Linked DNA regions of Homo sapiens: region 1 is linked to region 2. The links are chromatin contacts, found by Hi-C in ENCODE. All regions are on one chromosome and are shown on one strand. The core of a region is the stretch at or near the end of the contact, and the rest is flanking DNA. Distances in the headings are between cores, read along the strand shown.

Region 1 (3,361 bases), core at 276-2,775, 4.2 Mb after region 2:
TCCATACTAAAAACAATGCTGTACACATGAAATTGCACAAACTGGCTTGTCTATCCTAGGAAATCTCTAGATGGGCTTGCTGGATCAAAGGGGATGTCCATTATTAACACTAATACACTGCGGGTCACTAATGTTGAGAATTCCTGTTCACCAAAGGCATTTCTTTTATTTTTTATTTTAGAGACAGGATCTCCCTCTGTTGCCCAGGCTGGAGTGCAATGGCACAATCTCGGATCACTACAACCTCCACCTCCCGGGTTCAACCGATTCTCACGCCTCAGCCTCCCGAGTAGCTGGGATCACAGGAGCGCATCACCACGCCTGGCTAATTTTTGTATTTTCAGTAGAGATGAGGTTTCACTATATTGGCCAGGCTGGTCTCAAACTCTTGACTTCAAGTGATCCACCTGCCTCAGCCTCCCAAAGTGCTGAGATTACAGGCGTGAGCCACCGCACCCGGCTACCAGAGGAATTTTGTTATATTTATTTGTTTTTTTTGGAGACAGGGTCTTGCTCTGTTGCCCAGGCTGGAATGCAATGGCGCAATCTTGGCTCATTGCAACTTCCGCCTCCCGGGTTCAAGCGATTCTTCTGTCTCAGCCTCCCAAGTAGCTGGGACTACAAGCACATGCCACCACGCCCAGCTAATTTTTTTATTTTTAGTAGAGAGGGGGTTTAACCGTATTGCCCAGGCTGGTCTCGAATTCCTGACCTCAGGTGATCCGCCCGCCTCGGCCTCCCAAAGTGCTGTGATTACAGGCGTCAGTCACCGCGCCCGGCCACCAGAGGCATTTTAAATGATCGTCCACATTAGAAACAAAACGAAACGAAACAACTTGGAAAAGTGAGCAAAAGCCTTCAATGTGTTCTTTTCTCTGCCTTTGTGATCCGAAAGTCGTGCTGCGGTTTATATACTCCTAGGCGAGGGTCGCGTGCTAATGATCCCTTTCTTTTCAATATGCACCCGCGGTGGGACTTACAGAACCTTTATTTTCAACACGTAAGCAGTCACGCTTCCTCGAGCCTAAGGCTTTGTGCTATTCTTAAATGCTTTCCTCCTCCGACGCTGCGGCTCCCTCCTGAGCCCGTAGCTGCAGCGCGTTGGTGAGGAGCGCCGGCCCTGGGTGCCGCCCGCCACCCTGGAGGGACCGGTCCGGGGGAAAGTGCTCGGGAGAAGCCAGGGGCCCCGGCTGCGGTCGCTGGCCCGGGGCTCTGCGCACTCCCCAGTGCCCGGAAACCGCAGGCTGGCCCAGCTTGCGGGCCGGGTCCGCCCACGTGGGTGTGGGAAGCGCAGGGGACGCGGGCCGCCCGGCCAAGGTGCCCTTGCCAGGAACCGGCGCAGACACAGGCCCTGGGCGGCGCGGGAACCCGGCCAGTCCCACCGCGCGCTGCGCCGCAGGGGCCCCACTGCAGGTCGCCCCAAGACCGCGCGACGCTCGGCAGGGCGCCCACAGTCCTGTGGGTCAGAGAAATGTCACCTCCACGTCCCCGCTGGCCGGGAGCCGCTGGAGCCTAGCAACCGCCTGCCAGCCCCGGCCCAGCCCCAGCCGTTTTACGGCAGCGGGCCCCGCCCCCGTGCGCCACCGAGGGCGGGAAGGAGGCGTGCGGCACGAGCCAGCCAGTCCGCGCCACCATCTCTGGCCCTGCGCCCTGTCATTGGCCGAGAGCCGGGCGGCGCGGCGCGGCCGTAAGGCGTGGCCGGGTGTCGTGAGGCGGGCCTTCGGGCTGGCTCGCCGTCGGCTGCCGGGGGGTTGGCCGGGGTGTCATTGGCTCTGGGAAGCGGCAGCAGAGGCAGGGACCACTCGGGGTCTGGTGTCGGCACAGCCATGGCGGGCGCGTTGGTGCGGAAAGCGGCGGACTATGTCCGAAGCAAGGATTTCCGGGACTACCTCATGAGGTGACGAGCGCCGCAGGCCGAACCCCGCAACCCGGAGGGGCTCCCGGGAGGCTGCGACCCGTGCAGTCCGCGACGAGGGCGGCCGCGAGGACGCGGTGGCCCCGGGCAGCGGGTGGGCCGGGGCCCAGGCGAGAGGGTGCGCTTGTCAGGGGGGCCCCACCCGGATCCCTCCCGGACCGCCACACCCCGAAGCGGACGGCGTAGAGAGCCGGTGACAGTGGGCGCCTTTCAGGGCGGGGGTGACAGTGGGCGCCCCTCAGGGCGGGGGTGACAGTGGGTGTCCTCTCCCGGCAGGGTGACAGTGGGCGCTCCTCAGGGCGGGGGTGACAGTGGGTGTCCTCTCCCGGCAGGGTGACAGTGGGCGCCCCTCAAGGCAGGGGTGACATTGAGTCCCCTTCAGGGAGTGGGTGACGGTGGGCGTCCCTCCTGGCCAAGGTGACACTGGGGACGCCTCTCCTGGTAGGCATAACAGTGGACGCCCTTCCCGGCCAGAGTGGCAGTGGGGACCTGGAGGGACGAAAGCGACGGCGCTCCTCAGGACAGGGTGACCATGGGGACGCCTCTCCCGGCAGGGGTGACAGTGGGCGCCCCTCAGGGCAGGGTGACCCGGCAGGGGTGACAGAGGCTCGTTCCTCTCCCATGGTTGGCAGTGGGCACGTCCCTCCGGGCCAGTTGACAGTGGCTCGCTCCTCCGGGCGGGAGTGGTTTCCTGGCCGGTTTCTACCAGATCCTCGGAGTGGGTCGCCGGTCACCTGCGGCCGTCCAGGTGTGCCAGAGGCGGCGACCTGGGTGTGGGGTGGGGAGACGCCAGCGGGAGGCGCTGCTGAGAGCGCGGCGCGGCGCTGTTGGAGCGGAGCTTCGGGTGCGCCCAGCGCGCTTCTGGGACAGCGGAAATAAAATGTGCTGGCCTTGGGTTCGCCTTTCGGTTTTCTCATTCTAAGGACTTTAAGCTTGGGAGGAAGTACAATTTAAGATGTTTTTATATACGAAATTCTGTCAACCAAAGTAAAGTGACGTGTCTCTAAGGTCATACTTTTTCTTCTTGTTCTATTTTCTGTTAACTCCTCCTTTCCAGTTAGAAACAAAGAGCATTCGCGGTTGGAAAGCCTGAAAATACACTTTCTATAATTTATTTGCACCTCTCATCTTGGGGCGCTTGCTTTTATTTCAAAATATTGAATATAACTTTGAAGCAGTTTTAGGTTATTTAGGAGTGTAATTTTAGTTAGTTTTTCAGTGTATGATTTTAAAACCTAGGTACGTGTACAGCTGCGGTTTTTTTTCGGTAGTTAATAGTGTGGTCAAGAGGTAAAGAGATGAAAGCTGAGGAGGAATAAATCCTGTTATAACCACACAAAAGGGATAGTATGAAGGCAACTTGATTTTAGCAATAAAAAAGTTTTAAATCCTGAATTTTATTGCAAATACTGTTTACTTCTACTTTTATAGAGCAGTAGGGTAGGA
Region 2 (3,329 bases), core at 830-3,329:
GTAAATATCAAATTCAATCCAATATACTTCAGAGTGATCATTTATCAAGCTCCTACTGTAATGAAACTGTTAAAAAAAAAAAAGCCGCACAAAGATAAAGCCCTGAATTTTTATAAATGTAATAACCTTACCTCTTTAGAACACATTAATGCAAACTGTGCCTGTTATCTGACTTTTCTTAAATCATCATCGCTTTACTCACTACACATCTGAAATGAGTTTATAACAACATATTCTCACATAGAACTTAGAGGTCTCAAAGTTACAAATTATATGTCCAAAGATCCTTCAGGCATATGCACTTCAAGCATGTGCTGGTACAGAACAGACACTCAGATATTTGCTGAATGTATGAAAGACTCTGACGATCACTTTGAAAGGGCAAAGGCCCCCAAAGACTATCTATCCTACATACTCATCACTGAAAAACAGACCAAAAAAGAAAGCAAGCTCTGCTTCTGGAAATAAATATATCAGAGATATTTTTTAAAATATACTTTTTTTTTGACAGTTATCCTATAATAACAATAACAGAAGTCCTGCAGATGAGGATATAAAGATAGGAGGATATAGTCCTTGGCATCAAAGTGTTCAATATGAAGGGTATGCAAATAACTACTGTAAAACATAGTATTATAACAGCAGGTATGGTCTAAGCTAAGTTCCTTGAATGCAGAAACCAGCCTACATGTCTTTGTGATCTCTGCATCTAGCACTATGCCTGGAATACAGTATGTGATCATGAATGAGCCCATATACACCCCTGGAAGAGAAGACAATATAGACTAACAGCCAATCACTGTGAAGAGAGCGCAGTGTTTTCACAAAGCAGGGACCATCTAACTTGGGTCTCACAAGGTGAGTAGGAATTTACACATCAGGGCTTCAGACAAAAGAGAAATCAAGCAGAAAGAGACAGATTGAAAAAGCATGCAGTATGCAGGCAACAAGCTTAGTATGACTGTATAGAAGGTCACTGCAGCAGATGAGACAGCACATATTGGTGGGCTCATACTATCAGGAGTTTTCAATGTTATTGCATAGGCAATAATAACAGTTATGGAATTTCGGAAGTGCAGTATGAACAGATCTAATTTGGCAAGACTAGATGAATTTGAGAGGAGTAAAACTGGAGGACGGAAGTTTCGTTTCAGGAATCTAAGGTTGAGGCAAGAGATAATGACGGCAGGATTTAAAGCCATTATAAGTATGATTAGAGATTTATCCAGGACCTTCGGTGGCTTCAGGCCACTTTTTGCAAGTAAGTCTACAGAAGAAACCGCACAGTGATTACTGCACTAATTTATCCTCAGAAAAGAGTTGTTTGCTGGGTATCTTCATCTCCTGGAAATTGAAACATCAAATCCGATATTTTTTGGAGGCAATCAAATTAATTCTGCATAGCCTTCTAGTGTCTGTATAACTAAATGAAGCACAGTCTTTTCACAGAAAAGTCTACCTAGAGATTTGGAAAACCATGATGGCCTGAACCGAGAGACGGGAGACCCTGCAAATAAAGTGGTGTGTATTATATCTTAAGCGCTACCGTGCCCGCTGTCTCAGGCTTCTGACAAAATATTTAAGTCTCAATGTTGGCAGCAAAACAGGCGGGCACAGATCTGGGTGAATCTGCTTCTAACATGGAGAAGAAGCGGATGGCAGGACAGGGCAGGGTAAACTTAGGGTCTTCGATGCAAGGGACTGTCCTGTCCCGCCTGCCGCCGCCCAGCCAGCCAGTAGTACCCTGAGCCCCACAATCGTACGATGGGAAGCTGCCTGCGAAACACAGCAGAGTAGGGCACCAGGCGGGAGTGGCGGCCGAGTGGCCGTTACAGGCCGGAACGGCGGCAGCACGAAAGGGAGGAACGTCCCCCGAGGGGCCTGCACGCGCGCCAATTCCTAGTCTCTTCCCCACCATTGCCCCCAGGCCTCAGTGCAGTGGTGGCCTTCGCCCGAACCGTCAGAAAAGAGTACAATCTGTTACCTGGGTCACTGCAAAGATCACTATGGGCCAGCGGAAGCGAAGTTAAACAGCCGGCGGCCCAGGCGCCCGCCACAGCGAACCTGCCCGACCTCACTGAACCCCTGGCGCGCGTTGATAATGTCACTTCCGCCAGTTCTGCCCTCGGCTTCAGCGAGTTGCTCCCACTAGGGCCGAGGCCATGAGAAGTGTGAGCATAGGTCACTTCCTGTGTTTCCATAGGTAAGGAGGGGCGAAGCTCTTGAGGAGTTCCGGGGCGGGGCCGCCGTGCCACAGCCATCTCTAATTGGCCCTTGCTGGACGTAGGAAAGATCGATTTTTAAATGGCGTGTGTGTGTATATGTGTGAGTGTGTTTTGTTGTTGTTGTTGTTGTTGTTTAAAGCAACTAGCGGCGTTACCTTCGACAAGTTACCTGACCTCTCCCCCGCATTTTTTTTCTGTAAAATTGAATAATGATAACAGTGCTTACCCTTGGGCTGTCGGGAGATTGACAGAGATTGACAGAATCAGTGCCTGAGCAGTGCTTGGCACTCAGTAAGCGCGTCCTCCTTACCTGTCAGCAAGAACGCTAGCTGATCTTCAAGCGTGTAGAATGACAAGGAACACTAAGCAAAACAAACAGCTTGTGTTTACACATGCATTTATATTCAGTTCTGCCACTCCCAGTTCATGCACTGTTGTCACATGGCTCTTTCCGCAGTTGTTTCTTAGTGGGACTTCAGCACGCCTTGATTTTCCCTTCTGTAGTTCATTGTGGCGTAATCATATGTTATACTGCTTGTTTTCTTTGTACTTTTTATTATCAGTGAGGTTGTGAGCTCTTTAAGGATAGGAAATGTTATATACATTTTTTATTAGCCAGGACAATTAACGTTCCCACCGTTATTCGAGTTGCCGTTGCGCCATAGTTCTGACAATTTTTTTGTATGGTCAGACTTAAATTTTTGTCCATTGGGGTGAATTCCAATGTTTTCTTCGAGGGGGAAAAAAACAAAAAACAAACAAAAAAAACCCTTTACATCCCTGTCAGCGCTTTTTGGAATGGGCGGGATTCAACTACCAAAGGGACAAGCCGCCGTGCAGCCCTCCAGGAGCAACGACTAGCGTGAGATAGAGAGGCCGGGAGCGAACTTCAGGAGAAGCCGGAAGTGGCGTAACGTCCGGTCAAGGCAGCCATCTCGCCGTGAGACAGCAAGTGTCGGATCCGCAGGCGCAGCCGTGCGATGTTGTCCTCTACAGCCATGTATTCGGCTCCTGGCAGAGACTTGGGGATGGAACCGCACAGAGCCGCGGGCCCTTTGCAGCTGCGATTTTCGCCCTACGTTTTCAACGGAGGGTAAAAACCCC

Evidence for each region. A loop is a pair of places that touch in the nucleus more often than their neighbours do. Pooled maps may share reads with other maps.
Region 1: a loop to region 2 is called in a map of B cell, with 21 times the contacts of the local background. The contact joins the promoter of MPC1-DT here to the promoter of TBP in region 2. A Hi-C loop is called at or near these places in 1 of 168 maps with a recorded cell type or tissue (B cell), 1 of 37 single-sample maps with no recorded cell type and 8 of 50 pooled maps.

Annotation. Positions count from the first base shown.
Region 1 is chr6:166,381,342-166,384,702 of GRCh38, reverse strand. MPC1-DT (MPC1 divergent transcript) reads right to left here and starts at 1,525. Exons shown (of 1, transcript NR_189630.1): 1 at 1-1,525. MPC1 (mitochondrial pyruvate carrier 1) reads left to right here and starts at 1,763. Exons shown (of 5, transcript NM_016098.4): 1 at 1,763-1,897. The coding sequence starts at 1,827. RefSeq lists silencers at 1,091-1,830, 1,981-2,080 and an enhancer at 2,441-2,620.
Region 2 is chr6:170,553,119-170,556,447 of GRCh38, reverse strand. TBP (TATA-box binding protein) reads right to left here and starts at 2,079. Exons shown (of 8, transcript NM_003194.5): 1 at 1,985-2,079. It overlaps PSMB1 (proteasome 20S subunit beta 1), which reads left to right and starts at 3,141. Exons shown (of 6, transcript NM_002793.4): 1 at 3,141-3,318. The coding sequence starts at 3,206. RefSeq lists enhancers at 1,809-2,198, 3,009-3,329.